2 separate regions of the Homo sapiens genome follow, and region 1 is linked to region 2. The links are chromatin loops, found by intact Hi-C in ENCODE. Cell type or tissue: dorsolateral prefrontal cortex. All regions are shown on one strand. Each heading gives the region's core, and the rest is flanking DNA. Links, peaks and the distances in the headings are about the cores only.

The links. A loop is a pair of places that touch in the nucleus more often than their neighbours do. Peaks named below come from ENCODE experiments on the same cell type or tissue, not always from the same donor. Only the 100,000 strongest peaks of a DNase experiment are listed, where the experiment ranks them.
Region 1: it touches region 2 in a loop (9-fold over the local background); 11 of 110 quality-filtered maps call a loop at or near these places.

The regions. Positions count from the first base shown.
Region 1 is chr6:154,670,034-154,680,554 of GRCh38, forward strand. No RefSeq gene overlaps it. Among named protein-coding and RNA genes, the nearest start is that of SCAF8, 58 kb to the right of the region's middle. In dorsolateral prefrontal cortex, for the core only: CTCF peaks have their summits at 5,726 (motif pointing right) and 5,926; a DNase peak (open chromatin) is centred at 5,718.
Region 2 is chr6:154,495,379-154,505,899 of GRCh38, forward strand. All of the region lies in intron 1 of CNKSR3 (CNKSR family member 3), which reads right to left. Among named protein-coding and RNA genes, the nearest start is that of CNKSR3, 10 kb to the right of the region's middle. In dorsolateral prefrontal cortex, for the core only: CTCF peaks have their summits at 5,630 and 5,831; a DNase peak (open chromatin) is centred at 5,652; H3K4me3 peaks cover 589 bases; H3K27ac peaks cover 4,614 bases.

The DNA of each region.
Region 1 (10,521 bases), core at 1,487-9,486, 170 kb after region 2:
GTATATGCATTTATGAAATTTTATTATATGTAAAATTCACACTTAAGATTTGTGCCCCTTTCTCTATGTAAGTTATACTTCCAATTTAAAGCAACCATTCAATTCCATATTTTCTATGTATTAATCACAATCTTTTTTTTTTTGAGACAGGGTCTTGCTCTGTCGCCCAAGGCAAAATGCAGTGGCATGAACATGGCTCACTGCAGCCTCGAACTCTTGGGCTCAAGCCATCCTCCTCCCACCTCAGAATCCTATGTAGCTGGGACCACAGGCACACACCACCATGCCTGGCTAACTTTTTCCTTTTTTTGTGGAGACTGGGTCTCACCATCTTGCACAGGCTGGTCTTGAACTCCTGGGCATAAGTGGTCCTCCCACCTGGGCCTCCCAAAGTGCTGGGATTACAGGTGTGAGCCACCACGCCCAGTCAGCAACATTTTATTGAATGTCAGACATTCTATAGAAAAACTGCAGAGGCTCTGGATGATGTTATCTTCTATCAAGAGGTTTCTCCTTATTCTCTGGCAGGCAGCAGGAGTGGGTGTACATCACCTCAGTACATTCAGTGCATAGAGCTTTGAAGCTGTCTTGCAATCTTTTTAAGGTTTAGCCTTCCTCTAAATTGAACCCACTCCTAGGAGTTAGCCCTGCAAATGAAGCCTAGTGTGTTTACTAGAACACTTCCTCCTTGGCTCCAAATTTTGACTCCTTACCTCAGTGCCATGAGGCTTCCACTCTGCTTTTCAACCTTTTCTGTTCGATTTCTCCAACTCTAACCTTGTTCAGCTTAAGAATCAGTAGAGGCCCCAAGGAGGAAATGGGTATGCAGCCTTTACTGGGCTTACTTCTCTGCACTCCCTGGAGTTTGTACCCTCAAGTCTCAGCTGTTCTGGCAGCCCCAAAACTCCAATGTTCACCTCCTGTGCCTCGTGAGATTGATGGAAGTTCTACCACTTTGATGCCTCTTAGCATTCACCTTCTAACCAACTTCGAAACCTCTGTTAGTGCCAAGAACTGGCATTGACTCAGGGATCAAACTGCAAGCAGAGGGTGACGCTCATCTCAGTGACCCACCCTTATCTCCAATATTCTTCCCTTGAGTCCTTACTGCCTCAGTGCCTTCCAGCAGATGTTTTTGATATTATATCTGGTTTTTCTAGATTTCCTTGATGGGAGCATGGTCTGCTACAAACTATACCCTTCTAGCCAAAATCAGGAATATTTTCATCAAGGTATAAACATTAGGCTGGGCACAGTGGCTCACATCTGTAATCTCACCACTTTGGGAGGCTGAGGCGGGCGAATCACTTGAGCCTAGGAGTTAGAGACCAGCCTGGGCAAGATAGTGAAACCCTGTCTCTATAAAAAAATACAAAAATTGGCCGGGCGCGGTGGCTCACGCCTGTAATTCCAGCACTTTGGGAGGCCGAGGCGGGTGAATCACTTGAGCCTAGGAATTAGAAACCAGCCTGGGCAACATAATGAAACCTTGTCTCTACAAAAAAATACAAAAGTTGGCTGGGCACACCAGCTACTCAGGAGGCTGAGGTGGGAGGATTCCTTGAGCCCAGGAGGTAAAGACTGCAGTGAGCCGTGATCACACCACTGCCCTCCAGCCTGGGTGACAGAGTGAGACCCTGTCTCAACAACAACAAAAAGACATTAAAGACATAGTAATGCTTACAGAAGTTATGTTATGTTTTTAACATTGGCATTTCAGGAGTTAAATGCAGATGGCAGCGGTTCCGAGGAAGAGAGGAAGTGCTAATAGCCTCATTTTATAAAGTGACCTGTGATGATTCTAGAAAGAAAAGTAAAAGCAAGTTACTAATATGCTAAATTAGCACAATTCATGGGATGTGATCAAAATGTGCTTTATTTTTCCATTGCTCCTTGCAAATGTCTTCAGTGATGTTCCACTTCTCCTGCTCCAGATGACATCTTGGACTAATCCCGTGACATTTCTGTTCACTGCCAGGTAATAGACTTACCACTGTTATAACTGCCCAACAGGTTCTGGTAGATGCCTAAAACTGTCTCTTTCTTTCATGGCACTTGCAGAGGCTGACCCAGGAGGGTCTCTCTGGGTGAAGTACCTAGGATGTGAGTGGTGCGTCACCTTCAGCTGACCTCTCTCCACTCAACCCTTGGTCCTCTAGCAACTCACTTAACAAGGAGGCTGATTATTTGCATCCATCACATTCCCAGTCTGTCCTCTTAGGCAGGACTTTAAGTGGCTCCAGGGTTCACTCTGCCATGTGGTCCACAAACACTCATGCTCCTATTAAGTGGCCACTGGAGGAGAATGCAGTTATTCCTGAGCGCAACAGCCACCCTCTCGGATTCCATCATCCAAGCTGCTTTCTGGCTCACCATCTAACCTTTGTTGACCTTCAGACTTGATAGGAATAGGAATTAGATACTAGTCCACTCTGTCCCTCAAATCCCCGGGGATACTTTGGGAGCCTCCCCATTTGGTCCAGGGAAAGTCCATGCTTATTTTGAGGAAATGAGGCAGGCGATCTCTGTCTCAGCCCCTTGGTGGGATATGTGGATGAGGCTCACAGTCAACCTTCTCCAAAGAAACCTTCCTCGAACAATGCTCTCATCCTCTCCACTCCAGCGCTTCTATATTCTCCATGAAGTAGTGGGTAAAGAGGAGCTTGAGAGTCATTAAACCGGATGTTGACCATTTCCTTTGTAATCTGCATACAGGACTTGGCTTCACATCCATTTTGGCATATATCTTACTGGCACCTCAGTCAAAATGAAGAGAGGAAGCATCCCACTTTCCCTACTGTTAGGAGTACATTGCTTCAGGTTATGATTACAGCAAATAGAACAACCAACGGTCTCAAATGTAAATGCAAACCATGGCAGGCAGCTAAACCCATGCATGAAACACACTCTGATGTGAGAAAGACTATTGGACTTGCTTTGTCAATTTGTAATTTTCCCACATGGGTACGGGGAAATATTTTGTTTGCTATAAGAAAAGAAAGAGGCCGGGCATGGTGGCTCACGCCTGTAATCCCAGCACTTTGGGAGGCCAAGGCAGGTGGATCACAAGGTCAGGAGTTCAAGACCAGCCTGGCTAAGATGGTGAAACCCCGTCTCTACTAAAAATACAAAAAATTAGCCAGGCGTGGTGGCGGGCGCCTGTAATCCCAGCTACTCGGGAGGCTGAGGCAGAGAATTCCTCGAATCCGGGAGGTGCAGGTTGCAGTGAGCCAAGATCGCGCCACTGCACTCCAGCCTTGGCGACAGACCAAGACTCCATCTCAAAAAAAAAAAAAGAAAAGAAAGAGACCAATGATGAGAAATGTCAATTTACACTCAGCCTCAGCACTAAAGAGCAGTAAGGAGTGGGGACATCTGGGGAAACTGGAAATCTGAGGGACCGACAGTCGTTATTCAGCTCAGGTCAACAGCTGCCATAAAAGAATGCAAACCTCATTTAAATATTTGAGGATTTTTCAAGAGAAGTAGGAAAATCTATATTTTTTTATTTAACTTGATCCTTTAAATGTTGGCTCAAACGTTTTTTCAACAGCATGCAGGCCAAACAACACTACCCATCTATACCCTCTACAAGACAGACACAAAAATAGTGAGCTGAAAACTCATGTATCAGAGCAGAAAGTCAGTAAATATTTATTTAAATTGATGCCTTTACAGATAGTGATTTTAGCACAGTACTTAGACCTGTGAAGAAAACTGAAAGAACAAAAAGCTGAATGAGTTAAAAGTGGTTATCTTTAAGGACAGCGTAAGAAAGACTATAGTTTTTATTATTTATACTATTTTTTGTTGTTTAAATTTTGTTATTACCTTAAGAAAAAAAATTAAAAAGGAATCAAAAATCTCTCCACAAAAACCCAACTCTGGTTTGACTTCCTTAGCTGGAACCTGTATTTCTATCATCAGACAACAGAAACCATTGCATTCCTGCTGCACCGAGGCCATAACAGCAACTCCACCAGCTTTGCAGAAATGATAACTGTGCAAGGTTCATCAAGTTCTGTGACCAGCTTCGGTGTCTGTAGCCTCCTGTCCCACACTGGGTTGCTCAATATCTTGTTCTTTGCACATACCTAATTCTTCCTGGCAGCTCAGAGAGGGTGTTGACCATATCTGAGGACTTGCAGAGCATGTCCCCAACTCAAGGACCACATGGAGCAGCCTGGAGGCCTCCTCCAGCCCCAGCCAATATCCAGTGACTACACGGGATTTTATCACTGAGCTTTCTGTCACCTCCCACTGCCCCCGCTTCATTAATCTAACACCATCCTTGTGGCTACATCTCTACTCACAAAACCCTCTGAGACAGCCACAACCACCCCCATTCACACCCCTAGAATACCTTTGTCTCCGTGGGTTCTCCATCCAGATTACACAAGCACAAGTTTGTATCCTCCATCTTGCAGAACCTCTCCCCAATCCTTGGAACAAGAGTCATTTGTCCTCAGCTTTCTTCCAACAAAAAGATGGCCCAGAAAGATGGTCCAGAGATTACTCCTATCCCAGAATGATATAAACTACAAGATTTTTGTTTTAATAAAAATAGCTGGGCTAGGCACCGTGGCTCACGCCTGTAATCCCCACACTTTGGGAGGCCAAGGTGGGTGGATCAGGAGTTGACGTCAGGAGTTCAAGACCAGCCTGGCCAACACAGTGAACCCTCGTCTCTACTGAAAATACAAAAATTAGCCAGGTGTGGTGGTGGGCGCCTGTAATCCCAGCTACTTGGGAGGCTGAGACGGGGAGAATTGCTTGAACCTGGGAGACAGAGGCTGCAGTGAGCCGAGATCGCATCACTGCACTCCAGCCTGGGTGACAGAGCGAGACTCCATCTCAAAGAAATAAAATCAAATAGCTAACAGTTGTTGAGTGTTTTACTTCACACTGGGTATTGTTCTAATCTCTGTGGTTTAGGTACATTTATCTCCATTTTAAGCCAAGGAAACTGAGGCACAGAAAAGTTAAGTAACCTGCTCAAAGCAAAAACTTAGTAATTGGCAAAGCATTTGTGTTGTTTTTGTTGTTGCTATTGTTGTTGTTGTTTGAGACAGGGTCTCACTCTGTCACCCAGGCTGGAGTACAATGGTGTGATCATGGCTCATTGCAGCCCCAGCCTTCCCGAGCTCAAGCAATTCTCCTACCTCAGCCTCCTAAGTAGCTGGGACGACAAGCGTGTACCACCATGCCTGGCTAATTTTTTTTTTTTTTTTGTACTTTTTGTAGAGTTGGGGTTTCGCCATTTTGCCAGGCTGGCCTCCAACTCCTGAGTTCAAGCAATCCTCCTGCCTTAGCTTCCCAAAGTGTTGAGATTACAAGCATGAGCCATCATGCCTGGCCACAAAGCCTTTGTTTTAACCCTGCTTCGACTCCAGATCCTGTGCTCTTACTACTAAAATTATATAGTATTTCAATATCAAACAGCCCATGAATGCAAAACGATACACCCATAAAATAGGATGTAATCGCCAAAATCTAATTCTATTGCATCTAGAAGATCTTTATCCACAGTGAAAAGAGTTGAACATCATTGACAGGTTTGAATACATTCAATATTTATACTCTTACCTCCCCCCACCATTACAAATTGTCTAAATGGCATTCTAAGCCTTTATGAATTCAATTAAAAAGAAAAATGCCAAGGCCTGCTCGCTAGAGGTCGCTCTCCTAACTATGGGGTCCTGTTAGTCTTATAGAGTAAGACAGCAGAGTAGGCCAAGAAAGTGATGGCAGCAGCCATCAGTGTGACCAGCAGATGGCATTAGAGTCCCACAGATCCTGAGATTGAGCCATAGCTAAGCAACTTCACTAGGCATACCACATCTGTCAAGGCAGGTTATGCTAAGCTTATTATTTTCACAAACGTTTAAATATAACGCTATTTGGTTGTCAAGATAGTCCACCCAAAACTCATACACAACTCATCTTCTGGGAAAACAGAATAAGTAAGATGTGTTGCTAGAAATAAGGTAGTGAAGGAAAAAAATAAGAGGATTGATTGACAGGAATGAAAACTCAGACTGGATTTTGAGGCTGTTTCTGGATGGCTTCCACCAAAAACCATAGACCCATCTAAGATCAGGGATACAAGGAGGGCTCATGGCTTCCAGCATTTTCCATTGGCCCTCAGCAAGGTGCTCCCCAAGATCAGCGGTCAAGAGAGGTGGTCAATACACACCAGGTTACGTGAGGACTTGGTTATTCTAGAGGAACCCAGAACACAAGTCCATGGCCTTTTCAACCATGTTAGGCGTTGGAGGCCACGTCAGCCCCCATGGATCCACTCTACAACTTTATAAAGAATTTGTTAGGCACCAGTGGCTTGCTTCAGAGTTCTAGTTCCTATGCTGTCAGGGAGTCTACAGCATCCCTATCCACAACTTACCTCCAGGATTTTGCTTAATTTCTGTGGAAAGCGATCTCAACTTCCCAGTTCACACACAGATGCAACCAGCATGAGACATTCCTAGAAATCAACAACCTTTGGTGACTGGTCTATCTCATGCTATTCTACATACTGCTTGCTCACTTCACAAATACGACATTCCAAGAGCACAAGGCTATCTGGTAAGGATGAGTATGGAGATAAATATTAACATCTTTTTACTGTGATGATTTAGCTGGAATAATTAAAACTTATATTTCCACTTATGAAGACTCTGCCTTTTGTTTTTTTAATAGAGATGGAGTCTCGCCATGTTGCCCAGGCTGGTCTCGAATTTCTGGGATCAGGCAATCCTTCTGCCTCGGTGGTAAGATTACAGGTGTGAGCCACCGTGCTCGACCTGAAGATTCTGTTTTACCGCAAGTAAAACCTACCCCCCTTTATCAACACTGTAGAGACTGTTAATAAGTGGCGCTTCTCAGAGCCAAGTACTGAGAGCAACAGTCACATCTTGAATGATGACCGAGACCAGCAACAAGTACTTCTACTTGTATTTTTACTGACTTTAGTTTAAAAATTTTTACTCATTTTAGTTTTAAAAGTATGTCTTTTTAAAGATATATATACATTTAAAGTATATCTTTTTTAACATATACTTTTATATCTTGAGATGTAAACCGAGAAAGGTGAAAGCACTAAGGAAAACCACTTTTTAGGCAGGCTGGGGTACTTAGAATAGACCATTCATAGAAGAAAGATTTAAAGGAACCAGAGAGCTCAACCCAAGAGACAGAACACATATCTGGACTTGTTTGTGCACATCTTCTGAATGCCTTTGTAGAGGACTTCCCTTCTCCTTGAACTGTTCTCTCTAACTCCTTGTTCTGCCTATAAATCCTACTCATCATTTAAAGTTTTTGTTGTTGTTGTTGATTTTGTTGTTGTTGTTGTTTTTGTTTTTGAGACAGGGTCTCGCTCAGTCGTCCAGGCTGGAGTGCAGTGGCTCGATCTCAGCTCACTGCAACCTCCGTCTCCCGGGTTCAAGCAATTCTCCTGCCTCAGCCTCCTCAGTAGCTGGGATCACAGGCACACACCACCATGCCCAGTTAATTTTTCTGTTTTTAGTAGAGATAGGCTTTTGCCATGTTGGCCAGGCTGGTCTTGAACTCCTGGTCTCAAGTGATCCACCCCTCCTTGGCCTCCCAAAGTGCTGGGATTACAGGCATGAGTCACCATGCCTGGCCTAACGTTAAATTTAAATAGTTCCTCCCCTGTAAAATATTCTCCAACCTCCTCAACCACGGTCAGAATCAACAGCTCCAACGTCTCACCCCTCAGTATGTTTTACAAATTGCCATCATTTGTAAAAATCTATCCCATAGTAATAAAAGCGAACAAAGTGCCATTATTAAAGAGTTTATCAATTAAGTCATTGTCAGGCAGGTGACTTGCTGCAGTGGGCTTAGGGGTTAAGAACACAGGCTCCAGCAGCAGACGGTGGCGTTAATTCTTGGTTCTTCCACATACTAGCTGTGTGGTCTCAGGTACGTCATTAAACTTGACCCTGCCTTGTGTCCTCATCCATAAAATGGAGGCAACAGGTCCAGGCGTGGTGGCTCAGGCCTGTAATCCCAGCACCTTGGGAGGCTGAGGCTGCAGGACCACTCGAGCCCAGGAGTTCAAGACCAGCCTGGGCAACATAGTGAGACCACATCTCCACAAAAATGTTTAAAAATTAGCCAGGCATGGTGGTGTATGACTGTGGTCCCAGCTACTCGAGAGGCTGAGGCCGGAGGATTGCTTGAGCCTGGGAGGTCGAGGCTGCAGCAAGATGTGATCGTACCACTGCACTCCAGCCTGGGTGACAGAATGATCCTGTCTCAAAAAAAAAAAGAAAAGAAAAGAAAAGAAAGTAACAATATTATCTTATTGGATTGTTGGGATGATTAAATAATATAAAATATGACAACAGAACAGTGCCTGGCATAAAACAGTCCTCCATAAAATGTTAACTTTGTATTAGTTTACCTACTAGATAGGTTGTTCCTCACTGTATATCAGAATCACTGGGGATATTTAAAAACAAACAAACAACAACAACAAAAAAACCTGATGTCCAGGCCCTACCCAAGACCTATTTTAAAAGATTGTTGAGGCTGGGTGCAGTGGCTCACACCTGTTATCCCAGCGCTTTGGGAAGGAAGGCAGGTGGATCACCTGCAGTCAGGAGTACAAGACCAGCCTGACCAATATGGTGAAACCCCAACTCTACCAAAAATACAAAAATTAGCCGGGCATGGTGGCGTATGCCTGTAGTCCCAGCTATTCAGGAGGCTGAGACAGGAGAATTGCTTGAACCCAGGAGGCGGAGGTTGCAGTGAGCTGAGATCGCGCCACTGCACTCCAGCCTGGGTGACAGAGCGAGACTCCATCTCAAAAAAAAAAAAAAAAGGCTATTGAGGTGGCTTCCGTTATTCGTGTTTCAAATCTTCCCTGGTAAGTAGCATGCTCCAGGGTTGGGGACCACTGTGTTGGATTGTGACCCCTTTGACAACAGGAACTAATTGTCTCTGCATCCCCAGCACGTGGGTTACTGTCTCAGACATGTATGAATTTAGTAACGTCTGTTGCACGGAACAGAGGATCTGAGAAGATCTAGAAGGATGTAAAATCCAAGTGTATCCTCAAAGCACCTCCTAAGACCCTGCTATGGCTTTAGATGTAACTATTTCCCATCATTATACCTCTGTGCCTCGGAGAGAAGGCTTACCTGAGTACCGTTAAGGACACTTGGGGACTAAAGGGTGGGAGAAGAACATTGGTCAACTGCAAAATTTTTCATGGAAACGCAGAATTCATACTGATAGTGTCAGAGGTATTTGAACCACAGCAACTCCATCTTGAATAGGGGCTGGGTAAAATGAGGCTGAGACCTACTGGGCTGCATTCCCAGATGGTTAGGCATCCTAAGTCACAGGATGAGATAGGAAGTCAGCACAAAATACAGGTCATAAAGATCTTGCTGATAAAACAGTTTGCAGTAAAGAAACCGGCCAAATCCCACTAAAACCAAGATGGCGATGAGAGTGACCTCTGGTCGTCCTCACTGCTACACTCCCACCAGTGCCATGAAAGTTTACAAATGCCATGGCAATGTCAGGAAGTTGCCCTATATGGTCCGTAAAGAAGAGGCATGAAAAATCCACCCCTTGTTTAACATATCATCAAGAAATAACTTGGCCAGGTGCGGTGGCTCACGCCTGTAATCCCAGCACTTTGGGAGGCCAAGGTGGGAAGATCATGAGGTCAGGAGTTCGAGACCAGCCTGGCCAATATGATGAAACCCCATCTCTACTACAAATACAAAAATTAGCCGGGCATGGTGGCACGTGCCTGTAGTCCCAGCTACTCAGGAACCTGAGACAACTTGAACCCGGGAGGCGGAGGTTGCTGTGAGCTGAGATTGCACCACTGACTCCAGCCTGGGCAACAGAGCAAGACTCTATCTCAACAACAAAAAAAAAAAAAAGAAAGAAAGAAAAAGAAAAAAAGAAATAACTATAAAAATGGGCAATCAGCAGCCCTCGGGGCTGCTCTGTCTATGGAGTAGCCATTCTTGATTCCTTCACTTTCCTAATAAACTTGTTTTCTCTTTACTCTGCAGATTCACCCTGAATCTTGTATTGCATTAGATCCAAGAACCCTCTCTTGGGGTCTGGATCGGGACCTCTTTCCTGTAACAATAGAGCAGCAAAAATTATGAAGTTAAGCTAAAGCCTCATTGGGGGAATTGAGAAAATACCTTCAATTCCTGTTTGATAGCACCGTCCAGTCTCAAACACTGTTCACCAGAAATCTCCTGAGTCCTGTCAGCATTGGCATTTCTCTGGAGATGTGAAATTTGCTATGCCAAGGCACACGGTGCCTGATAAAACCTAACTAGCTTGACGGAAAAATGTTGAACCATCAAAGGCCTCTGAAGGATAAAGGACACGGATTTTAGAAGTTGGAAACAAAGTAACCAGGAATTTTCCCACAAGACTCTAGAGGCTGTTAGAACTATGAGAGAGCATAGGAGAATTTTTATATTACTTTAGAAAGGCTGATTGTTGTGAAGT
Region 2 (10,521 bases), core at 1,771-9,770:
GAGAGAGATAGCTTTTGGGCTTTTCTGTCACCCAAACTGTAATGCAGTGGTGTGATCATAGCTCACTGTAGCCTCGAACTCCTAGGCTCAAACAATCCTCCTGCCTCAACCTCTCAAGTAACTGGGACTATAGGTGTGCACAACCACACCCACTCATTTTAACATTTTTTTTTTTTTGTAGAGACAGGCTCTCACTATGTTGTCCAGGCTGGTTTTAAACTCCTGGCCTCAAGCCATCCTCCTGCCTCAGCCTCTCAAAGTGCTGGGATTACAGACATGAGCCACTGTGCCCGGCCTCAACACATTTCTAATGATATGGCCACACTAAGTCACTGAGGCACAAAACCTGGACTTAAAGTTCTCCCTCTCACCACTCCCACGTGTATTCAGACCCTGCCAGGGCGCAGAGTACTCCTGTGTGGCGCCTCTTGCTGCATCCTTCCACCACCTTTCGGTTCTGAGGCCTCTGCTTGAGTTCAGGCCCTTTCAACTCTCACCAGGAGACAGGCCCAACAGCCACCTCCTCAACCCTCCCCATTGCCACGGCTCTGTCATCAAGACACCAGCTTTCAAAGCTCTGTATTATATCTCTATTATCTAGTGAATTCAGAACAAACTCCCTAAAAGTCAATGTCTCCCAAACTGTGATTCACAGACCACCCCAAAAGACTTACCTGGCCACCTGTTAGACATGCGGCCGTCACTATACATGACGTTACCAGAATTTCTGGGAGTTAAAGCCAAGAACTCTTTCATCCTGACTAGTGACTCTGATGTCCACTAACAGCTAAGTACCCACATCCTAAATCTTGCATTCAAAAGACAAGGCTAGACACATCTGGCTATGATGGACTAACATCTATCAAGCCAACCCCGACAAAACTAAAAAAGAAATAAAGACGAGCTGGCTGTTTGAAGGTAATAGAGAACAGCAAAGGCAACCAGGACTTGAGGGGTCACAACCCTGGAAAGACATGAAAGTGAATCCAACCTTCTCTCCCACATTTCCGTTTAAGGCTTTTCTGGTTCCACAGCAGCCCGCAGGAGAGGCCAGGCAGGAAGCAGCCAGGGCTCTGAGTACAGGAGAAGCACCATCTGATTGCTTTAATAAGAGCAAACAAGAGAATAAAGCCATCTTTCATTCTATCCTCTATAGATAACCAATGTGGGCATTTTGATGTATTTCCTTCTTGTCTTTTTTAAATATACAGTCATATCATCTCAGAATTTTAATGTATGAGAGCATTAGAACCTAAAAACATGAAGGGACTACCCAAAGGTCAAATAGTCCCCATTAAATATATTTTAAAATCCACCTTGTCCCATTTACAAGAGCCCAATCATATATTAAAAAGAGAAAAGAAGTAGATACACTATTCTCTAGAATTTTGAGTGGTAAGATTACAGGTTAAAATTAAGTAGATCAATGCGATTCATAATGCTAATGATGTAAATGTTTTTCCCTCATCCTCAAAACCTTTTATCAGGCCAAACTTACCCACCTAAGTGCCTCTAGGGGAGACGTCAGGCTCTAATGCCTCTTGATTCAAACCCTATTTGCTATCTACGCAAGCTCAGACACATCAGGGTTTGGTTTCCTTAACTCTAAGATGAAGATGATAAAAGCACCCGATATCAAATAAGCATTGTGAAGGCGAAATGAGATAATGCATGGGAAGCCTTAGCAAGAGCCTGGCCCTTAAAGAATCGTGATAAAGGCCAGGCGCGGTGGCTCACTCCTGCAATCCCGGCACTTTGGGAGGCTGAGGCAGGAGGATCGTTTTGAGCTCAGGAATTTGAAACCAGCCTGGGAAACGGAAACATAATGAGACCTCGTTTCTACTAAAGTTCAAAAAAAAAAAATTAGCCAGGTGTGGTGATGCATGCCTGTGGTTCCTGCTACTTAGGAGGCTGAGGCAGGAGGATCTCTTGAGCCCCGGAGGTCAAAGCTGCAGTGAGCCCTGAATATGCCACTGCACTCCAGCCTGGGTGACAGAGGAAGACCCTGTCTCAAAAACGAGAGAAAGAGAGAGAGAGAGAGAAATGCTATACATGTCAGCTGCTCACTGCTGCCTCCCTACTAAATTGCCAGCTTCCGGACACGGATTTCATTTACACCTAACTCACCTGGCTGTCCCTAGCATAAAGCAGAGTAATTGGTACAAAAAAGGAAATTTGTACTTTTTTGGTTTTAGCTTTTAGAAAGGGAGCTAATGGTTGAAATAAAAATCTAATGAAGGTTTATCAAAATGTCATTCACAATAAATATGTATGGTATGTTTATCTGTATATGTGTGTATATACACTTATGTATCTCTATAGCCTGTATACTTACAACGCAAACTGAAAGACTACAATATTCTCCTGTGTTTAAGAAGTTTTGTGAATTGTGTTTTGGGGTGAGTGCCATTCTGGATTAAGAACTGAAGCTGGTGTTTCTTGTTTGCTTCATTTCCCGATGCAGAGCACCTTGAAGATGGAAAGAACCTTGAGTCAACAGATAACTTACTAATTTACGTAGGACCCCACTAACCAGCACAGAGATGGGGGCACACTCCCTATTTTAGGTGATATGTGAAAACTTTCTGTGCAAACACAAACAGCTCCCATCAGAGGCCAATATTATATAGCCACTATGGGGAGGTAAACTCAACCAAGAGAAGCCGAATTCCTGTTTTTACCCTGAAGAGTAACTATTCAGTGGTTTGCTGAATACATCAGGGCATGAGTGTTTCTGGCTAAATAATACCTGCATGGAATTACATGTTGCAATTTTAGGAATAACGGAATTAGGTAAATAGGAAAAACAAATTATACATTAAAAAAGTTTACTGAATAGCTGATTAATTACTATGCAGCCAATTTTATTCACATCTTACAGGTGCGCTTCTCACTGGACAATTAACACCTGACCATGGCTGTCCACAGAGGAAATTGCAAACTGGTCCATAGATATGTTTTGTTTGGTCTACGTCAAAAAAAAAAAAGCTATAGACAATTTTGTGAACACTGGGAAATGTCACATAGAAACCCAGATTTACAGCTTCATTTGACAAGAACAAAAAAATGACAAAAATCAGAAGCTCTGGAAACTTCACATCCACAATCAGCAGAAACCAGACAACACATGGCTTTGGGTTTGCCACAGTCTCCACCACTCCCTACTGTCACGCCCCCACACTGCAACTTCTGACATTGCCTCCTGGCCCCTATAGGCAACCGTGTTTGCAATTCCTGTTACAAGTCTCAGTGTGATTCCTGTTACAAGTCTCAGGGCCATTCCTGGTCTTTGGTGTTCACTTCTGCAGTGTCTTTTTTATTCTGGACTCTCATGGGTTTTGCCAAAAGTACAGGTTCAAATTCCATCTACACTGATTCAACGTTCACAACGCCCACCTACTAAGACAAAAGAGCTTTTTGCTTTGAAATGCAACATGTTTGTGACTCAGTATTGCTCTTTTCTGATTTTTCTTTCCCTCACTTCTCATCTCCATGCTTTGTTCAAAGCCAAAACCTGAGTGCTAAGTGAGGAAGCTCAACTATTTTCTCGCAATGGAGGGGAGGGGGTTACATTCTGCTCCCCTATTCGAGTCAGGTCTGGAAATTCCACATGAAAGCTAAACAGGTCCTTTCGGACCCATGAAACATGCCCCTTCTGTGTGTTCCTGGGCTGAGCACTCACAGGGACAGGACGGAAGGATGCCCTGGGCCTGGGGTTTAACAGGTGGCTAAGAGCCCGAGGGGATACCAGCTTTAACTCTTCCCTCCCTATTCTGCAGAAAGGACACTTACAAGCCAAGGTTCATTACTCATCTACTTAAATATGTCACCACTGTCCTTACTGGAAACATTGTCTTTCTTAATCAGTTATTATGTATTAGCAAAAAACTGTGGACAGGCATTATGAGGAAGAGTCTGGCTTATGTCACCTATTTCCATAGAGTCCACATGAGTGGTGTAGACCCCTGATTCTCCCATTTTATCCTGTACCAGAATTCCCTGAGGAGTCTGTTAGCTTCCTGGATCCCACCCCCAGAGTTTCTGATTCTGCAGGTCTGGGGTGAGGCCCAGGAATTTACATGTCTATGTTCCCAGGTGAGGCTGGTGTTGAAGAAGTGAGTTCAAGAACAATGGTGACAGGATGTTGAGACGCCCCGCATGTATGTGCCTGGGAAACGGTCTCTTGAAAAGCTTGGTTTAAACACTCATTAAGTTTCTCTATTCCACGGTGCCAATCTCTACCGGGTTTTTTTAATGTGGGGGGTTCTTTTGGTAGACACAGGGTCTCACTATGTTGCCCAAGTTGATCTCGAACTCCTGGGCTCAAGCCATCCTCCTGTCTCAGCCTCCCGAAGTGCTGGGATCATAGGCGTGAGCCACTATGCCCGGCCTGTCCATCTCTGATTTGATCCAAGTAAGAATGAAGAATTTCTCCAGCTCCAGGAAGGGTTTTTCTTTAATCAGCTTTATGTAAAATTCTTCAAATTGGCCTGGGGTGCTTAGAATCAAACCACTTCAAACCATGTGTCTCCAGGCATCTTAATAGCAAAGAGTATTTATGTTTTTTTAAATACTTATTAGTAACAATTTAAGGCTTTAGTGTACAGAGTCGTTTCCTAAATGCCACCCACAGTTGTGTCATCTGCTCATGGTTAGTTTAAGACTCCAGTTGGTATCTCTGTTAAGATGGTGCTGACAACTTTAACAGGTGTTACATGAAGTCTGATCCACCCTACATATTAAGCTAGTTTTCCTCTATTTCAAAGATCATATTCCAACTAGTATTTTGACTTGATTCTCCTGAAGACAATGTAATATAAAATTACTGTGAGAACATGCAAAATTGTTCAATTAATGCATATGTAAGTAAAATTAGAAACACACACACACACACACACACACACACACACATCCACTCCCAATCCCAAAGCACTGAATTTCCCCTTTCCACAAATCTCTGAAAATAGGAAATAGAATGCTTCCTTTCACTAAAAGGTTATCCTCAGGAAAGCATGATTCAGATTATCATAATCGCCGCCTTTTCTGATAGAAAGCACGTAGGGGTTTTCCTCTGATGGAGCTGACAGACTGTCTCCTTTTGGGGGACTCACAGCTGGGTGTGAGCAAGGGGTTAAGGCTTCCAGGTTATTTTATTATCAGCCTCCCTCCTTAAGTTCCCTCTCCCACTCCCTCCCCTCTATGGAGAAGTGATATATTATGTGTTTAAAACTGCCCAGCTCTTGTTGAAAATTTCTCAAAATGCCATCTATTCCACCAAAAGTATGGGAGCTATAGTTTCTAAAGCAAACATTAGGATAGTCTTTCAGTAGGGCAAAATATTTTAAGTCAGATACACCAGTTTCTTTACTCAAATACTTTAAAAGTTTTCACATAGAAAGCTTTCTAATTTCTACATCTTATTGATTCGCATTCTAAGGAACTGCTTTGCTTTAATAAACAACCATATTTGCCCTTCTGATCCCAGGTTTAAAAATGTTCAATCAGCCATTTGATGTCAAAGAAAACAAAGTAGGCTAAGTCCAATTTCACAAAAACTCTATTCATAGATGAATAAACAGCTTCAGAAACTAGCCGCAGCAAAAAGTGCCAGAAAATAACAATGATGTGAACAAGGCAGAAAGACAGAGGGCGCTCTCTATTCTAAATGACCATCATACTTGGCCAGAGAGGAGCCAGGGGCAGAGGAGAGCATCTACCTTAGCCCTGGCAGGAGGGGAAAGAATGAGCAGACATCCCAACTTCAAATATAATGTTTACATTACTGAGATTGGAAGCTGTCAATGACCCAACTGTAACTAGAACTTGGCTTCACAAAGGCTGAAACTGCCAACACCTGAATCCAAGACACCATCGCCTCCAGAATACTGCAATGCCTTCCAGCTGGATTTCCTGAATTCATTTCTGCTCAAAAACCCTGACTGATCTTTCAACACACAGATCAAATACTGTCACTCTCTGCTTTCCACCGTAACTATTAAAAAATAAAAATAAAAAATTGCACCTCCCTGACCACGACTTGTAAGAACCTACATGATCTGGCCTCTGTGTGTCTCTCTCACCTGCTCTTCACCCATCACCCCCACCCTCGCTCTCATGACCCCACCACAACTTCCTTTTCTCAAACTCTCCAAGCCGGTTCGCACCTCAGGGCCTTTGCATGAGTTATTCCCTCTCCTAGAATGCCCTTCTCCCTAATTTTCTGATGGCTGGTTCCTTCCTACCATTCATGCCTAAATGTCACCTCTGAAAGGCTTTCTGATGACGTCATCCAAAGGAGTCCCCCACCCAGTCCCTCTCCTTCACCTCTCTGCTTTATTTTCTGATTTATGCTTATCAGTAGAAATTTTCTTATCATCTGTTTTGTGGTTGGTGGTGGCGTTTGTCACCCACACATCTACCACACTAAAGCCGGGACTATGGATTCCCAGCACTTAGAACAATACCTAAAACCGAGAAGATTCCCCTAAGAACAGGGGGAAAGCGTCCAAGGAAACAATGAGAAGACCGAAGACGGACTTGATTTAACTTACCTCCTGTATAACAACAAAAGGGTGAATGGAATTGTCATAAATTATTAATAAGCACATGAAGGGTGACAATCAGCCACAACAATATTAAACATTTAAATAAAAATATCCCAATTACACCACCAGTTAACTTGAGTTATTATTGATCATGAATAATAAGTGGGTAAACACATACGCCATACGTTATGCAAGGGGCTTTCCCTGTATTTCCTCTTTTAATTCCACACATATGCCATACGTTATGCAAAGGGCTTTCCCTATATTTCTTCTTTTTTTTTTTTTGAGATGGAGTTTTGCTCTTGTCGCCCAGGTTGGAGTGCAGTGGCACGATCTCAGCTCACTGCAACCTCTGCCTCCCGGGTTCAAGAGATTCTCCTGCCTCAGTCTCCTGAGTAGCTGGGATTACAGGTGCCCACCACCATGCCCAGCTAATTTTTTTTTTTTTTTTTTAGTAGAGACGGGGTTTCACCATGTTGGCCAGGCTGGTCTCAAACTCCTGACCTCAGGTGATCCACCCACCTCGGCCTCCCAAAGTGCTGGGATTACAGGCGTGAGCCACCACACCCAGCCTCCCACACTTGTTGGTTAGGAAGGAACTAGAAGGCACCACCTGGATAGAGCAGAAACCAGGGACGGGACAGGACCACAGAACAGAAGCCTGTGAGGCCTGGTCCCAGCTCCTCACCTCTGGACCTTGGACAATTCATTTCACTTCCAAAAGCCTCCTCCATGCTGCTCATCTGCAGTGGAAACTGCCTTCCTGTGCATCTCCAGGCTTCAGAAGAGTCAAATGAGAACAAATGCAGAAGTGCCCTCAGAGCTCATGAAAATAACATCTGATTTTTTCACTTAAAGCTTACATAATGGGTAAGCCAGTGATGACACGCCAGAAATAGCATAAATGAGAGGAAAGAGAGAAAGCAAGGCAAGAACGCTCAGGTCCGGGAGCTAGAAGACAACACGCTGGGTGAAAAGAGAGGCAGTGACACAGGCATGGGGACACAGACGGGAGGGCCCCTCTCGCTTCCTCACAATAAGGGGAATGCACGAAGGAGCCGGAGCAGGAGTTGTCACTTGCCAATCTCCATGGATAAAGGATGGAGCTACCCCAGTCTCAGCGCAACTCATATATTTGTGCCAAGTTTTTAGAACTGCCATGGTTATTTATTCCTGAAATGACATTTGGTGTCATTTCCCATCAACAATAAAATCTCCACCAAAAGTCAGTTAAGTGTGGTAAACCCCGTGTGGTCACCAACTATAGGATAGTGTGACTAGCCAAAAGCCCATCTCATCCTCCTAGGTCCTACTGAGGATCCTGAGAACAAACTTCAACCACAGTGACCACTGACCACCCCACAACTCCCTTCTTACTACTTGTGTTAAAGATTTTTTTTTAAAGGGGGGCAGGGGTTGGTCCTGAGCATGGTGGCTCCCATCTGTAATTCCAACACTTTGGGAGACCGAGCCGGGAGGATCACTGCAGACCAGGAGTTCCAGACCAGCCTGGGCAATACCACAAGACCCATCTCTACAAAGATTTTTTTTTTAATTAGCCAGGTGTAGTGGCATGTGCCTGTGGTCCCAGCTACTTGGGAGGATGACACAGGATGATCACTCAAGCCTCAAGCCCTGGAGTTTGAGGCTAAAATGAGCTATGATCGTACCACTGCTTTCTAACCTGGGCAAGAGAGCAAGACCCTGCCTCTTATTTAAAAAAAAAAAAAAGGCTGTTATAAGAACTCTTCAAGGAATAAGGAAGAAATCTCAAGGGAAATGTCTCACTTATTTTGCTAAGAATTGCCTGATGCTGTTGCTAGGTGGTGCTTATAAATATAAGCACACACCGTAAGACTGGTTTTTTACTTTAATTAGTGGCAAAGACAAGCCTTCTCAAATTAAGTGTCATCATTCCAGAATGTAAATAAAACAGCTGGAGTACATACCAGACCAGATAGCCCAATACTACAATAGCAGGACTCTAGCAAAGTTTGAAAACACATTTGCAGCTACGTGCTAGAACAGTGCTTCTCTAATTGTGATGGGTGCACGAATCGCCAGGGGATCTTATTAAAATGCAGATTCTGATTCGGCAGGCCCAAGCTTCTGCATCTCTAACAAGCTCCCAGGTGATGCTGAAGTTGCTGGTCACAGACCAGGTACCAGACAGGGGCCAACAGTTGACAGCAAAAACCATCCTATGCCATGCTCACTGCAAGCCCAGGTACTATTTTTTAAAAGTGAGGAAATATGGCTCAAACTAATTTACCCAAGGAAAGCTCACGAAATTTGCAAGAGGCATTTATCACTCCGCTAATCAAGAACCTTCCTGATCAGCTGCAAGTTCTGCCCCGGATCCTCTGACCAGCTGGTAAACGGCAGAGAAATCTCTTTGACACTGACAGGTGCCCCTGGATGATAAGAATACACCTTATGAAAGACTTCACTGCTCAGAGAAAACAGTTTGTGTCCTGGAGCTATAGGAAAAAGGAAGAGAGAAAGCAATAAAAACAAGGAGTAGAAATGTATGGAGAGCTTACATAAGATCACACAGTCAAAAGCAGAACTGGGATACAAACTGAGTCCGGCTCCAGAGCCCATGCTCTGAACCATTCAGCTCCACCCCCTGGTACAAGTAATCAAAGTGACAAAGTGATGGAGTACAGGAGAGCCCCAAGGAGACCACAACTACTAATTAGGGGACCCTGAGCAAATTCTCTCTCTGCTTCAGTTTCTTTAATATGGGCTGGAAATTATTCAAACACCTCACTGGGTTTTCTAAGGATGAAATCAAAGAGGCTGGACAGGTGCAATGTCTCACATTTGTAATCCCAGCACTCTGGGAGGCCGAGGTGGGAGGATCACTTGAGCTCAGGACAAGATCAGCCTGGGCAACAGAGTGAGACCCCATCTCTGTATTAAAAAATAATAAGTAAAGAAGTTTTATAATGAGAGAGCCTAAATAAACACTTAGAACAGCGTCTGCCAAGATAATAAGTGCATCAATCAATGTTTTTCTGTTATTAAGAGAATTTTATCACTGGAGTGCAGGAGAGTGAATGGAACCAAGGAGAGGGTGGAATGAAGAGCTTTTCTGAACTATGGCCAAATGGTAGACCTACGGCTGCTAAAACAAAAAGGCCTCCCTTTCCCAGGGACCACAGAGACTAAAAGAGAAGGTATAACCTAAACTGGAATCAAGGTAACAGAAAGAACTGCCTCTGTCTGGACGGTGGCAGGAAGGGCCTAACAGTGCAAGGTAGTACATTGCAGTTGACCTGTGATGTATCAGATCTCTGTAGTTAACTTGGAAATTCCAGACTTTCCATGGCCAAATAGTCAAGCACCTTAAGACTGCTATGTGTCATAAACAAATAGACACGACAGGGAAAGAGCAAGTCCCGTGGCTTAGACCTTGAGCAAGAAAGCCCCCTTTTCTCTTGGTTGGTGATGGGGACTGCTACCAACACTAGCAGCACCAGAAGCTGGCCAGAGAGACTTCTGTCCTGGGACCAAAGGTGGGTTTTAGAGATGTGCTGACTCAACTACACAATTTTATTATTATTATTATTTTTTTTTTTTTTTTTTTGAGACAGAGTCTCACTCTGTCGCCTAGGCTGGAGTGCAGTGGCACGATCTCGGCTCACTGCAGCCTCCGCCTCCCGGGTTCATGCCATTCTCCTGCCTCAGCCTCCCGAGTAGCTGGGACTACAGGCGCCCACCACCACACCCGGCTAATTTTTTTTGTATTTTTTAGTAGAGATGGGGTTTCACCATGTTGGTCAGGATGGTCTCGATCTCCTGACCTTGTGATCCGCCCACCTCGGCCTCCCAAAGTGCTGGGATTACAGGCGTGAGCCACCGCGCCTGGCCAACTACACAATTGTTGAGAGCCTACCCACTCGAGGCTGATCAACAGCCAAGGCTAGGACAGTTCTGCTGGGACAACCAGTCCCACGTCTTCCTCGTCGAA